Linked DNA regions of Homo sapiens: region 2 is linked to region 1. The links are chromatin contacts, found by Hi-C or POLR2A ChIA-PET in ENCODE. All regions are on one chromosome and are shown on one strand. The core of a region is the stretch at or near the end of the contact, and the rest is flanking DNA. Distances in the headings are between cores, read along the strand shown.

The links. A loop is a pair of places that touch in the nucleus more often than their neighbours do. ChIA-PET counts read pairs that join two places held with the same protein, here RNA polymerase II (POLR2A). Pooled maps may share reads with other maps.
Region 2: a loop to region 1 is called in a map of IMR-90, with 2.2 times the contacts of the local background. The contact joins two enhancer-like sites. A Hi-C loop is called at or near these places in 1 of 168 maps with a recorded cell type or tissue (IMR-90) and 2 of 50 pooled maps. POLR2A ChIA-PET finds 5 or more read pairs at or near these places in 1 of 52 experiments (AG04449).

The regions. Positions count from the first base shown.
Region 1 is chr10:76,101,695-76,108,672 of GRCh38, forward strand. All of the region lies in intron 5 of LRMDA (leucine rich melanocyte differentiation associated), which reads left to right. Among named protein-coding and RNA genes, the nearest start is that of MIR606, 550 kb to the left of the region's middle. RefSeq lists an enhancer at 1,317-2,016. Within about 2 kb of position 1,735, at least 3 of the 41 ENCODE cell types and tissues checked have a DNase peak (open chromatin) inside an H3K27ac peak, as active enhancers do.
Region 2 is chr10:76,431,102-76,438,649 of GRCh38, forward strand. All of the region lies in intron 6 of LRMDA (leucine rich melanocyte differentiation associated), which reads left to right. Among named protein-coding and RNA genes, the nearest start is that of KCNMA1-AS1, 450 kb to the right of the region's middle. RefSeq lists an enhancer at 2,012-2,709. Within about 2 kb of position 1,375, at least 15 of the 41 ENCODE cell types and tissues checked have a DNase peak (open chromatin) inside an H3K27ac peak, as active enhancers do.

The DNA of each region.
Region 1 (6,978 bases), core at 485-2,984:
CGCTGTACTCCAGCCTGGGCAACGAGATTGAGACTCTGTCTCAAAAAAAAAATGTATTAAGATGAAATTCATATTGAACATTTAGAAGTGAACAATTCAGTGACATTTAGTACATTCGCAGGGTTGTGTGACTGCCCTTTCTATCTAGTTCTAAACATTTCCATTGTTCCAAAGTCAAGCTCGTAACCCACAAAGCAGTTTCTCCCATTTCCCACTCTTCCAGCCCTTGGGGAATAACAATCTGCATTTTGTCTCCATGGATTTATCTATTTCTTATAAATATTATAAATATGATTATGAAGTTTATATATTTCTTATAGAGTCTTACAATATGTGACTTTTTGTAAATGACTTCTTTCACTTAGCATAATGTTTTCAAGATTATCCACATCATAGCATGTATCAGTATTTCATTCCTTTTCATGACTGAATAATACTCCTTTGTATGGCTATATCACATTTTGTTTATCCATTCATCCTTTGATGGACGTTTGGGTGTTTCCATCTTTTCACTATTGTGAATAGTGCCACTATGAACATATTTTTATTGCATCTGTTTTTTTAACTTTTATTTTAGATGTGCAGGTTTTTTACATAGGTAAACCGCGTTGTTGTGGGGTTTGGTGTACAGATTGTTACCCAGGTAATAAGCACAATACCCTATGGGTATTTTTTCTGATCCTCTTCCTCTTCCCACCCTCTACCATTAAGTAGGCCCCATTGTTGTTCCCCTCTTAGTGTTTGCGAATTCTCATTGTTTAGCTCGCATTTATAAGTGAGAACCTGCAGTATTTGGCTTTCTGTTCGTGCATTAGTTTGCTTAGCATAATGGCCTCCAGCTCCATCCATGTTGCTGCAAAGGACATAATCTCATTTGTTTTAATGGCTGCATAGTATGCTATGGTATAAATGTACCATATTTGCTTTTTCCATTTAGGTCAGTTCCATGTCTTTTGTTTTTTTGTTTGTTTGTTTTGAGACAGGGTCTCACTCTGTCACCCAAGCTGTACTGCAGTGGCGCAATCATGGTTCACTGCAGCCTCAAACACCTGGGCTCAAGCTATTCTCCCACCTCAGCCTCCTGTGTAGCTGGGACTATAGGTGTGCACCACCATGCCTATCTATTTTTTAAAAATTTTTTGTAGAGATAGGGTCCTCTGTTGCCCAGGCTGGCCTTTAACTCTTGGGTTCAAGCAGTCCTCCCGCCTTGGCCTCCCAGATTGCTGGGATTAGATGTGAGCCACTGGCCTGAACATGTCCTGCTTGAGTACCTGTTTTCCATTCTTTAGGGTATATACCTGGGAGTGGAATTGCCGGGTCATGTGGTAATTCTACGTTTAATGTTTTAAGGAACCTACTATCTCCTTTGACTATAATTTTTGTCATATTGCTCTTTGAGTTTGTCTTCCCAGAGGGCCCTAACTTTTCATTATTGAAGTAAGACAGGCAAGGAAGTCATCTTTCTACTAGTTTCATGTAGGAACCTTTGTAGCTTCTCTAAAGAGGATGATTTTTTTGGGTCTCCTTTAAGACTTTCCTAGCAATTTCATAACCTTCTTGGATGGAAGATACAACATGGCAAAATGCAGTTGAGGATAAAGAGGTTGTTTTTAACAATAAGAGCCCTCTTGAAAAGTCATGAGTTTTGCATGACAAGAAGTGCTTCCAGTTGCCAGTGGGAGAGTTTCCTCATCATGCAGAGTGGATGACTCACTGCCCTTGACTGCTCTTCTGATCCCGGGGGCCTCTGTTCTCTCACAGTAGATGCAGCACACAGAGCTGCCAAGGCATTTCCAGCAGGGGGTTCTGTGCTCAGGTTTTGAACAAGGGCAGCATGATGGAGCCTGACTTACTCATACACTTCCTGAGGTTGATGAACACATTTTCACCCCTTTTAGTTGTGGTAGGTAATGTATTCATAAATTCAAGCCTTTTTCCCAGATTGTAATGGATAGTTTATATCTCTCTCATGATTATTTAATTATTCAAGCCAGGATGACTGTGTGTTTTCTATCAGAGTTTGGGCTGCCTCAGCAAGATGCAGACTGGTATCTGCCCTTAGGTTAAAAATTCCGGCCAGACATAGTGGCTCACGCCTGTAATCCCAGCACTTTGGGAGGCTGAGGCGGGTGGATCACGAGGTCAGGAGTTCAAGACCAGCCTGGCCAAGATGATGAAACCCTGCCTCTACTAAAAATACAAAAGTTAGCCAGGTGTGGTGGTGGGCGCCTGGAATCCCAGCTACTTGGGAGGCTGAGGCAGAGAATTGCTTGAACCTGGGAGGTGGAGGTTGCAGTGAATGGAGATCATGCCACTGCACTCCAGCCTGGGTGACAGAATGAGACTCTATCTAAAAAAAAAAAAAAAATTCCACACCATTCCCTTCTTCCAAGTATGGATGGAATTTCTTCCAGGATCTGCCAGCTTTTGTGTGTGTTTGTGTGTGTTGTGTTTGTTTGTGTGTGTTTGTTGAATGTCTGTCTACCACTAGAATGCAAGGCCCAAGCAGGGAAGGACCATGGCTCTTCTACCCTCTGCAGACTCTCCAGGGACGGCACTATGCTTGGGTGTGTGGCCTACTCCCTATTTGTCATCCCAGACCTATGTTTTACTCTTCTTTCCCTTGCTCTGTGTCCTGGGGTGATAATGCCTTCAACCACCAGGCTCCATTGCCCTCTGGCTTCTGGTTGGGTTTGGACAATGAGGGAGAGGTAGGGCTACTTCCCCTCCCATTGCCACCTGCAACTTTGTGGTTCTGGCTGTGTCCATCCAGGACTATAGCCTTTCATGCCAGGCTGCCCTCCCTGCAGCTCTGGGTCTCCCTGCAGCTCTAGGTCTCCCTGCAGCTCTGGGTCTCCCTGCAGCTCTGGGTCTCACCGTGTGTCTTGGCCACGGCTATCTGCTCTGGGTAGCTCTGGTGCTTCAGTGTCCCCGGGGTTCCTTTGATCTTGCCCACACCCCTGTAAAGAATTTGTTCTTTTAAAATCCCAGGTGAATATGCCTTCTCTTTCTTGCCAGGGTCATGACAATGGGCTGAATTTTTGAATAGATGAGTGGATGGATGAGAAGACGAAGGGCCGTGTTTGTGGCTCACCCCCCATATGGAACCCCCCTCTGGCTGCCATCTCACTGGGAGGCCTTGCCCTGTCTCATGTCCCTGCTGCCTTTCTCCTGCACTCCCCTTTCTCAATCTGTCCCAACCATACTGGCTCCATTGCTGTTTCTAGAATGTACAAAGCAAGCTCCTGCTCCAGGCCTTTGCTCTAGCCATTCTCTCTGCCTGCAAGTGTCTTCTCTCAGATATCCACTTGGCTAATTACCTTTTCTAGGTTTTGCTGAAATCTTACCTTTTCTATGAGCCTCACCCAAACCACTGTATTTAATAATGGAAACTGCCCTCCACCAATATCACCTTGGCAGCCAAGGGCCTCCTTCATCTTGGTCTGTGTTTCTTTTTTCCAGAACACTTACCACGTTTTAAGAAACTGCATTTGACTTATATATTTATTGACATAAATATTATGCTTAATATTTATCATCTGTCTCTACCTGCTAGAATTTAAACTCCAAAAGGCAGGATTTCGTTACCGTTTTTTTCCATGGGTATATTCCAGACTCCCAGAGCAATGCCATCTTCACAATAAGTGCCTGTGATAGGTTGAAGAGTGCCTTCCACCCCAGAAGATATGGTCCCCTGGAACCTGTGAATGTGGGCTTATTTGGGGGGTGGGGGGGAAGAGTCTTTACACATGTAATTAAGTTAAGAAGTCCAAAATGAAATCTTCCTATATTAGTGTAAGCCCTCGATTCTAGGAAAAGTTCTTTTAATAGAAGAGACAGGGAAACAGACACAGAGACACAGGGGAGAAGGCCAGGAGAAGACAGGCAGAGACTGGAGTTATGTAGCCCCAAGCCAAGACATGCCTGAAGCCACCAGCAACTGGAAGCGGCAAGGATGGATTCTCCCCTAGAGCCTTTGGAGGGAGTGTGGCCCTGCAGACTTCTTGATTTCAGAAACCTGGCCTCCGGAACTGGGAAGGAATAAATTTGTGCTGTTTTGTTTTGTTTTTTTGAGATAGTCTTGCTCTGTTGCCCAGGCTGGAGTGCAGCGGCATGATCTTGGCTCACTGCAACCTCTGCCTCCCCAGTTCAAGCAATTCTCCTGTCTCAGCCTCCTGAGTAGCTGGGACTACAGGCGCATGCCACCATGCCCGGCTAATTTTTGTATTTTTAGTAGAGACAGGGTTCTGCCATGTTGGCCAGGCTGGTCTCAAACTCCTGACCTCAGGTAATCCACCCACCTCAGCCTCCCAAAGTGCTGGGATTATAGGCATGAGCCACCAGGTCCAGCCAAGTTTGTGCTGTTTTAAGCCATCAAGTTTGTGGTCATTTGTTATAGCAGCCCCAGGAAACTATTAGTATAGTGCCCAATAAGCATGTGCCGAATGAGTCCACGCAAGCCTTGTTAACACTGATATGACCTCCATTTGAAATAATTCTTCTGCTTTTAATAGCTACCAATGCCTGTTAGTAAATGTGAGTACGTCTGACATTTAAGCAGTGTTCCAGTTTGGGGTATGGTATGGTCCATTTTTGCAGTAGAAACTTAAACTTCCTGAAAATTTTCACCCACTATGCTTAACAGCTTAAAGTCTAACCTAACCCCCAAATAATTGCTTTCACTGTAAACCTATCAATAGCGTATGGAGAATGAACTCACAAATTATTGGTTCTTCAGGCAGTGGATGGGAACCCCTGTTGGTCTTTAGCCATGAAATATCCCTGTATCATTTCCCCATTTTTATCCTGAGTCCCTCCTGCTGTATTTAAGCTAATTCTCAGTGATTGTGTCTTTGGAGGAGTCCGTCACAAGCATCTATGTGATCACCCTTTGTATACCTGACAGGGGTTATTTTTTCTCCCCCAGGCCCAGTCCTGGTGCGTGCTGGGCTTGTGATGCAGTGTGGTACTAACTATCTGCTCCTTGTAGGAGACGGAAGGTAAATCAAATTGAAAACACCCTTCCTGTGTAGTGCGTCTTCCAAATGTCCTCAGGTCTCTATTACATCTTCTGGAGGCTGCCAGATTCTCTGCGGGACAAGAGGAAGCTGGAGCAGCTTCTCTGTAGCGACAGAAGGTGCCATTAGCAGAAATACATCATCTCCCAGTGGTGCTAGCAATAGCAGAGTCCTGATCATGTCCATTCTTTTGCCAGACTGAGGAGAGAGTCCTCAGAGGCAGGGGCTGCTGGTAACAGCGCCTCCATCATTCTAAAATATTCCCCCTGGAGTCCCAGAGCAGCTATTTCTGCCCAGACGCAACGAGAGCTTCACAGAGCTTATTTCAGGCATTGATCTTTCACAAAAGCCTCCCTGCTTCCTAGATTCCAGGCCTTCTCTAGAAGGGGTGGGGGAGGTAGAGGCCTGCACATGGCTGATCAGTTGCTCTGGCTGGGGCTGGATCACTTCTTCCAGGTGTTGCTCATTAGATCTCTTTTCAAGGGAAATCTATTAGCCTGGAGCAGTGGTTCTAAAACTGCAGCTTGCAGGGCTTGGTAAAACAAATTTCTGGGCCTCACCCCTAAAGTTTGGGATTTAGTAAGTCTGGGGTAGGGCCTGAGAATTTGCATTTCTCACAAGTTCCCAGGTGATGCTGAGGCTGCTGACCTAGGGACCACATTTCAGAACCAGCGGCTTAGATGCAGAGAGACGATGTTCTTGTGTTCTCTCCTACTTAGTCTTGGCCTCAGTCCTCCTACTTAAGGCAGTCTGGGCCTTTTGAGGTTGGGCCAGGCCCTGTCTCACCCTGTTTCTGGAATGCAGTGAAAACAGCTCTTGATTCTGTGCAGCCCATCTGTGCTAGTTACCTCTGTCTCCCAGGAGAAGAGAGCAATGAACCTTCTTCCTCCATGGCTCTGTTTCCGCTGTCTCTGTTAACACTGTTTCCTCCCCCTTGGTCCTTTAGCCCTCACAGCTTCCCCCTTTTGCTGGTCTCTGGATGCCTCAACATACCTGTGTGGCTCCTCTGACCCTGTCCTTTAAATAGACCTTTCTTTTTATTTTATTTTACTTTTTTGTGAAACTTTAAGTTCTGGGATACATGTGCAGAATGTGCATGTTTGTTACATAGGTGTAAACGTGCCATGGTGGTTTGCTGCACCCATCAACCCATCATCTAAGTTTTCAACCAGCATTCAAGACCATTTGTGTTGAATTCTGGTTCCTGCTGGTACCATGTCCTGGGATATTTCTTCCCTTAGGGGCAAAGAGTTTTCTAGACAGACTGAGTCAGAATCACTTAGTCTTTATCTCAAGAGCAGCCTTGTCACCCACAGTAGAAGGCAGAATTACTGTGGAGTCTAACAGAAATTAGGGAAGTAAGAAATTTATACCAAATGGAAATATGGAAGATTTATCTCACTTATTTCAAGCTTGGGGAAATACTAGCCTTTAAATGTCTGATTACTAGAGCCTGGGAATAAAGAGGGACTGCTTAACCTAGGGAAGTGGTCTTTGGTAATTGGGTCTCTGATCCAATTGATCGGCGAACAAATCTGTCATCATAGAGTCACTGGGGCAGCTACCCTCGGCCCAACTCTGCTGTAGGTGCCTCCATGACCTGACTAGATGTAGTTGTGAATGGAGCTGGGATTGTGGAGGGACTTCATATGTACATTACGCATGTGTGGAAAGGTAAAATAACCATCAGTCTTCCAATTAGAAAGCCAGAAAGCTACCTGGGACATAATCAATGAGGGCAGGCAGATTCACATTCCATTTGGGTGTGCAAGGGTATGTGTGTATATACGTGCAAAGATAAACACCCCTACACACATCATTAAAGAAAAGAATGGAAGGAAAATCACCCAGATGTTAATCATGTTTTTCTCTGGTTATTGCAATTACAGATGATTTTTGTTTCCTATTTTTCTGTGTTTTCTGTTTTTATTCAATGAAATATTTTTATTCTTCCAAAAAT
Region 2 (7,548 bases), core at 125-2,624, 330 kb after region 1:
ATGTCTCTCCCTGGGAGGAAGAAGCAGATTAACCTATTATCAGTTATTTACATCTGGGTGGAAAAAAAAGATCTAAATATTTTCTGAATGCTTTAAGTAGAGAACAAGCAAGATAATAACTAGGTGCTTGGGGAGTGAATTTACGTGTTTGAGGCGGGCTGATGCAGAGAGGAGCATGGATGCGAACGGGCCCATAACTAGGAGCTTTTTGCTGTTGAAAAGCAACTTTGCTGACTGCACAGTTTGTGTGAGCCCTCCTACAGCTCAGTTCTCTCCTCACATCAGCCTGCTTCCCTGGGTGACGACAGTGTTAAAAGCACAGACTTCAGAGTTAGACTGCATAAGTTCAAATCACTTCTCTACTACTTGCAAATTCTGGGGCTTGAGAAAGTCACTAGTCTCCTGTATGTAGCTCAGTTTTCTCATTTTTAAAAGTGACAATAATGGTGCCTTGCTCTAGGGCAGTTATAAATGTAACATCCTCATAATAACCAATAATAAGAGTATAATCAGTGCTGCCTGTTGTTATTATCCCAGTGGATGATAACTTAGACCTATGCTGGATTCGTTGTCATTGGTGATGGTGGTGGTGCTGTGGATGATAAAGAGATGATAGATCCTGATATGGTTTGGTTGTGTCCCCACCTAATTCTCAACTTGAATTCCCACATGTTGTGGGAGGAACCTGGTGGGAGGTAATTGAATAATGGGGGTGGTCTCCCGTGCTGTTCACATGATAGCGAATAAGTTTCACAAGATTTTATGGCTTTAAAAAACGGGAATTTCCCTGTACAAGCTCCCTTCTCTTGTCTGCTGCCATGTGAGACATGCCTTTCACCTTCTGCCATGATTGTGAGGCCTCCCCAGCCACGTGAAACTGTAAGTCCAATAAACCTCTTTATTTTGTAAATTGTCCAGTCTCAGGTATGTCTTTATCAGCAGTGTGAAAATGGACTAATACAGATCCTAAATATAGCAAGTGTACTGGTGCTTAATTTCCCTTTGTAAAACTTGAGTCCTGGCTGATTATCTCCAAACTTTCCCTTGACTTCTTTCCCTGTATTTTAGTTCCAGTGTGTATAAAAGTGAAAGCTGAACTTTCTGAAATGTCGTGGGTGTGGGCCTGGGGGTGCTGCTGGTGTGGTGCTCCTTTACTGGCTCTGTCTTGCCATAGATCTCCACAGAGCCCTGAGCTGTAGGGCTGTTGATGACAAAAAGAGAACATAAAATGCTAGAGGAAAGATCATTCTAACACGGTGCAAATCCCCAAACCTTCCCTACAATTTCTCTGTCTCCCATGCCTCACCCAAAGCAACATTTGGCCTAGAAGGGAACTTTGAGATGATCTGGCCCCATGCCTTTCACACTGAGCTATGCGGAATTCTAGCATTCCAATGAGACTTGTCAGAGGTGCAGGGGGAACAAGTGGTGACCCATCAGGGTGGAGCTAACAGGGCTCCCAAAGCTGGCTTCCAAATCCATTTTTATCCATTCAATACACTGGGGTCTAAAGGAAAATATCATTTAATGAAAAAATTTTATTGTCTAATGTAACAACAGAAGGTTCAAGCATCAGTGATCTAGTCCATCTTGTTCATTTTACAGATGAGGCGCAGAATAGGCTTATCACTGGCTCATGTCACTGCCAGTTAGTCATGGACCCTAGCCTTGAAATTGCTCTTTGGAAACCCCACTGTTTCCAGTATTGTGTCTGCATAGTGGCTTCCACGGGCCGAGGGCTCACCTCATTGCCCCCTCCCCACATGCCCTAGCTGGTCTCTTGAATGACTATAGCACTAGCATGTGGTGGCCATGTGTGCCACCAGTGCCACCACCCTAATGGCAGCTGTGATTATCAGCACAGAGGCCCAGGAAGAAGGACAGAATGGACTGCTGGCGGATGAATTGGGAGGGGAGGGAATGGGCAGAAGTGGAGCCACATTGAACTCAGAAGTATAAGTGAAGAACCCACTATAATGTTGCATGGGGCCTTGTTCAGCAAAGGAAGATTGCTGTCTCCCAGTCCAGTGCAGCTGAATTAAGTGATCTGGCCAGGGTGGCAGTGGGGCCTGTGTTCCTTCTCACAGGTATCTGTGTTAATGGGCACCCCTGCCTGGAGCCGCCAGTGTAGCTGCTTGGATTTCTTATTCTTTTATTTCCATCCTGTCTCCTTGTTTTCTGTCACTGTGTCATGTCAAATCATTGTCAGGTGGCAGACACCACACCCCCCAAGTACAAAGGTATCAGGTTTCAGGACACAGGCTGAAATGAATATAATAATGGGAGCCAGAACGAGGCACAGACCACTTAGCAGGCAAGGAAACAGCTAATAAGTGTTGTTAGTGGTTTCCATGGGGAGGACCTGGCGTGCATTTCTTGGACAGGCAGGTGGAGCACGGCCTGTCCTGGGGTCCAGCTACAGACAGGCTTGTGCGATTAGTATTGATGCCTGTCACTTTGTGGCTGCCAAGCTGTTGATTCTGTGAAAGACCAAAGACTCTGGTTATCTGGTAATCAACACTGCTCTCAGGAACGCACTGGGGAAACAGAAATAGGCTTTCCTGAGTATTGACTGAAGCCATGGATCATGTTGCTGGTTTGTGTTTTCCTCTAGCCCCAGCCCTGAGATTGCTCCAGCCTGTTCTTCACCTGCAGTGCCAGGTAACCATTCTTATTTGTCATGGGATCAAATTCTAACCCTCTTAGAGTGAGCCCATCCAAATGCTCTGACTCAGCTGAACACTGATGTAACCAGGGTGACTTGGGCGACAGCATAGGAAATAAGAATGCATTTGCATGTCAAGGTGGAAATTCAGTCTCTCACCTTTGACAAATTCCCACACCTTTGACAAATTCCCAAATCCAAATGCATGGTTGACGCTTAGGCTTCTTCTTATCCCACTCCACCTCACCTTTGCTTTTTTAAAGGCTCTTTAAAAATATAAACATTAAAATCCAAAAGGGTTAGTAACAGAAGAATAAAAAATATAATTCGTTTTCTCTCCTAATTCATTTTCTTGGTAACTGTTGCCTTCTCATATCCTCTTCTTTCTTTCTTTTTTGTATTCAAGAACTTTAATATCTTATTTTTCCAAAACATCAATGTCCTGATTATAGTGAACCTTGAACAGACATCTCCTCCTGCCCATGGAAAATGAGTTCTGACTTTTCTTGGGTTTTGTTAAGTTTTAATCTCTTTTTTTCTCTCTCTCTTTCTTATTTACTCTCTCTCTCTCTCTTTAATTTTCTTCCTTTCTCTCCCCTCCTATCTCTTCACTCCCTCTTTCTCTCCCCTTTTTCTCCCACTCCCCTTCCCAAAGCTAAAAAATGCTGAAACATGATTGCTTCTTTCTTTCTTATGTAAGGAGCAATGGGAACTGAGGTTACACAGAATGTGTCACAAACTGGATATCACCACTTAGCTAACCCATAAATCCACCCACTTACCTACCCACCCATCAGTTCATCCATCCATGAGTACCTTAGGCCATCCACTCATCCATCTGTCCATCCATCCATTCATTCATCCATCCATCCAATAAGTGCCACTGAGCATTTACCATTGGCCAGGCTCTGGCAAGATGCTCAGGATACAACAATAAATGAGCTTTCCATCTTCAAAGAGCTCACCATCTAGAAAAATAAAACCAGTGCTGGATGGTAAGTGATCTGTGATAAATGGTATGGATATATGTATGTGTGTGTGAATGTGTATACCTACCTGTACACGCACACACTGCCACCCAACCATTAAGTGTCTGCTTGGCTTTTGAGTTGTATTCATTTGTAGATTAATCAAACAACTCTTCATTAATGCCAGTAGCCAGGCACTGTGTTAGGAGTTGGGTTTACAGAGGTAATTAAGATACAGACCCTTCTTATTCTTAAGTTTCTCATGAAACACAGCCTGGATTATCCTTCCCTCCCACCCTGCCACGTTTCTGCCCCATAAACTAGACCATTCTCTGGTAATCTACTTAGTTTTTTAGATAAACTAAGAATAATCTATATGACATAGTCCTTCCCAGTACTTAAGGAAGGGAAAGTATCATTGAATATATCACTTGCAAAGGAGCTTAGAGATTATCGGCCCAAGCACATCTCTTTGTGAATGAGAACACTGAGGCTCTGGAGGAGATGAAGTGACTTCTCCAGGCCACACAGGAAGGCATTGGCAGAACTATAACTTGGCCTTGCCAAGATGTGGCCTTTCAGTCCTTCCCAATGTTCTCACCCCAAGTTTCTCTTTCATGAGGCCCCAGAAGCTGCTTAGATTCAGACAGGCCACTAGAGGCTGATGCAGTCATCTGAGGCCATGGCATGTTACCTCTCAGAGCAGAAGGGAGAGGCTTCCCTCTGTGGAGGGGACTGAGAAGGCTACCCATGACTCTGAATCAAGAGTGGTTTTATAAGTCAAGCACTTTGTCTTCCTGCTCTTCAGAGAAGCTAAAACAAGAAATAACCAAAAGGAGACAATGTCTGGGTCAGCAACTGATTACATTTTTGATGTCACACTGCCTTCTGGGTTGGGAGAAGTTGAAAGACTTCATAGAATCACCCCCGCTCATCTTATTCTTGGTGAATACTCTTCACACAAATGTCCCAAGTGCCATGCTCATAGAGGGGTTGGTGCTTGGGTCATCAGTACCTTAGGCCATAGCAGTTCTCAGAAGACATTATCCAGAAGCAAAAAGCCATTATCTAGAAGCAAAGTTCAGGAATGAAGATTCGGTCTCTCATAGGTCCTGCTAACACTTATCTTTCTGGCAAAGGATAATGATAAAAAGACCGAACAGATGACAAAAAGAAAGCCTACATTCCAGATGGATTGTGAGGGTTAGGGAGAAACTGGGCTGAAGCAAAATGCTTTAATTTTTGGGATATTGGTTATTTCCCCAGTTTTTACTTTAAATCTGTTGCTCCAGAAATAAAAGGACACGCTAGGCTTTAGTTATATGAAAACATGATATTGGTTCTGTATGCTGAGAGGAGCCAGAGGTGGGTTGAGAGCCCAGCTCTGTGGTGATGGGCCTTGGAACCATGTCTCTGATGTTCTCATGTGAGAAGCAGATGAGTAGAGGTTGGTGGCAGAGTTAGTGAAATAGAGGCTGGCTCCCGCTTCCCACAGTGCTCAGGGACAAATGTGGAGTATATTAATAAATGCAGAGTCATTAATGCTTTCTGTGAGTGAAAAATAAGTGTGTGAAGAAAAGACTCCATTGTCATTGGACTGTAAATGGTGAAAGGGTGGAAAATGAAACCAGGCTTGTGTTGCCCTCCTAGGATGGCTGTGATGACCCAGGCCACTTGGGGTTCCACATGAGCCCTGTGGAATGTGGGCTGGGCCACCTGCAGGTCAGGCTGTTCATGCTGTTGCCCTCACCTTCTCTACGGGTTTCAAAGTGAACCCTTGTGCAGGGAGGTGTGGCACTCCCTGTGCCTTTGCTTCTCAAGCTGCTGAGTGACAGTGACAAGATGCTGGCTTTGGAGCAGGCACTACAGGTTCCTATGCGGAGAGCATCGGTGCTCAGGGAAGGGAAATCCACCCCTGTGCTCTTCACACCCAGACAGATGCTCACAGGTTCCAGGGATATACAGGGACATTTCTAAATCTGTCTTGGACGTCCATTCACTTTATCTTTAGCCATGGAATGCTGACAAGTATTCAGTACGGTTGAGTGACCTTCTATAGGTCAGAGCAGGCTGTGTTCTGATTGAGTTTAGAAAACTCATAACTCTGGCCAAGCCTTCAATTGGTCAGGTGGATGGGGCTTTGTTAGGGGAGACTGCAGCCAGAGCCAGTGTCGCCCACCTTCCTTCTCCCTCCACCTACCTGAGCTGCCAGTCCCTTCCCACTCCTCAAACAGGACTTCTCTGGTTTGTGAACACATTTTCTCCTCTTGGTGTGCAGAGCTTTTGGTTCCAGCCCTGTCAGATAGTGATGGCACAGACCCAGTGGTCTTTTAATCATAGCAATGGGCTCATTGCTTTGAACTTGCATAGTCTAAAAAAATAAATAAATAAAACAGGACCAGCAAGAACAGCTGGAAGAAATAGAAGGAACTTGAGTTTAAAAAGTTGGACACAGCGATGGATCCAGGCTCAGCTGGTCTCATTCCTCTGCCTGAACAGCTTAGCAGACCAGATAACAAAGAATCCTTTTGCAGCTGTTTTTCTTCAAGTTAGAGAATTTTAGAGCCACAAAGGAAACTGGAGATTATCTTTATAGATGAAGAATCTGATGTCCAAAGAAATTTTCCAAGGTTAAAGAGATATCTGTTGCCAGAGCCAAGATAAGAGCACAGCTTCTTCCAACACCTTAATTTTATTGTTTTGTTTTGATTGTTTTCCTTTCAGTTAGCCCCCTAGGAAATGTTTATTGAGGACCTACTGTGCTCAAAGTTCTGGGCAGGCTTCTCTGGGTAAATCCTGAATTCAGGTGTGTACATCTGGTGAGGAAAACAGTAAACAAGAGTAAAATAAGACAGTCAGGCAAGAGAAGACAATGCCCAGAATCCAGTGACATTCACACCAAGGCTTAAAGTGCAACAGAAAATGTGACAGCAGAGGAACCAGGAAAACCTTTCCGGAAGGAGCCCTGGGAAGAGCAGAATGGGTGCATTCACCACCTCTCCTCACCTACTTTGGGATGCTCATTTGATTGAATTTGTAACAAACAAGGCCTTTGGGTCAGTCCTGCTTCTTCCACCAACCTAAGGGATGATGGTCATTGCTAAAGCTTCCTCTGAGCCAGTCCTTCGCCAAGTGGCTTTACCTGTTTATTTTATTTGGTCCTCATAACAACCATAAGGTAGGTTGTATCACTGATTTTCAGATGAGGAAACTGAAGAGCAGGGAAGCTAGTGACTTATCGCAAGTCACTCACCTAGTCAGCGGCAACTCTCTGTTATTGATGGGGCTTCACTTACCCTTAGTGTGAAACAGAAGTGTCCTTGAGATCACATATGCCCAAAGACATTATCAAAACACAGACGTGTGGTGATGCAGGAAGCCTGAGAACCCTTGGCATCTGTGCTTTTCACATGTAGAAGGAAGAATCTCATTGCTTGGACATGAGGGGATATAAGCAGCGGGTCAGGGCCCAGCATCACACTGAATAGAGCTCCAGGAGGCTCACAGGACCCTCATCAGAGGCTCTCTGTGTGTTTTATGGTTGATTGAGCTTTATGACCCCAAAGAATCCGTTATTTGTTTTCTTTATAGCAGGCCTCAAACACTGGGCTTTGGTTATTCTTTAAACTTACAATACTCATTGCATGACAGAATTATTTTTCATTTCTCTCTTTCTTTCAGAGCCTTGGAATCCCATTAGGAAATTTCTAGTACAAGCATTTGTGGGAGATACTAGTACTCGGGTTGGGCATCTGGGAGAGATAGACAAGCTCTTATTACAGCATGGAGGATGGGGAGATTACCTGGCCAAGTATCATTTCAGGTTGTGGCAGAAAGAGATTAGCTCCAATTTATCACCGCTCACATTTTCCTCTTTTCCCCCGTTTTCTGAGTGTCATGGAAATGATATTTGTG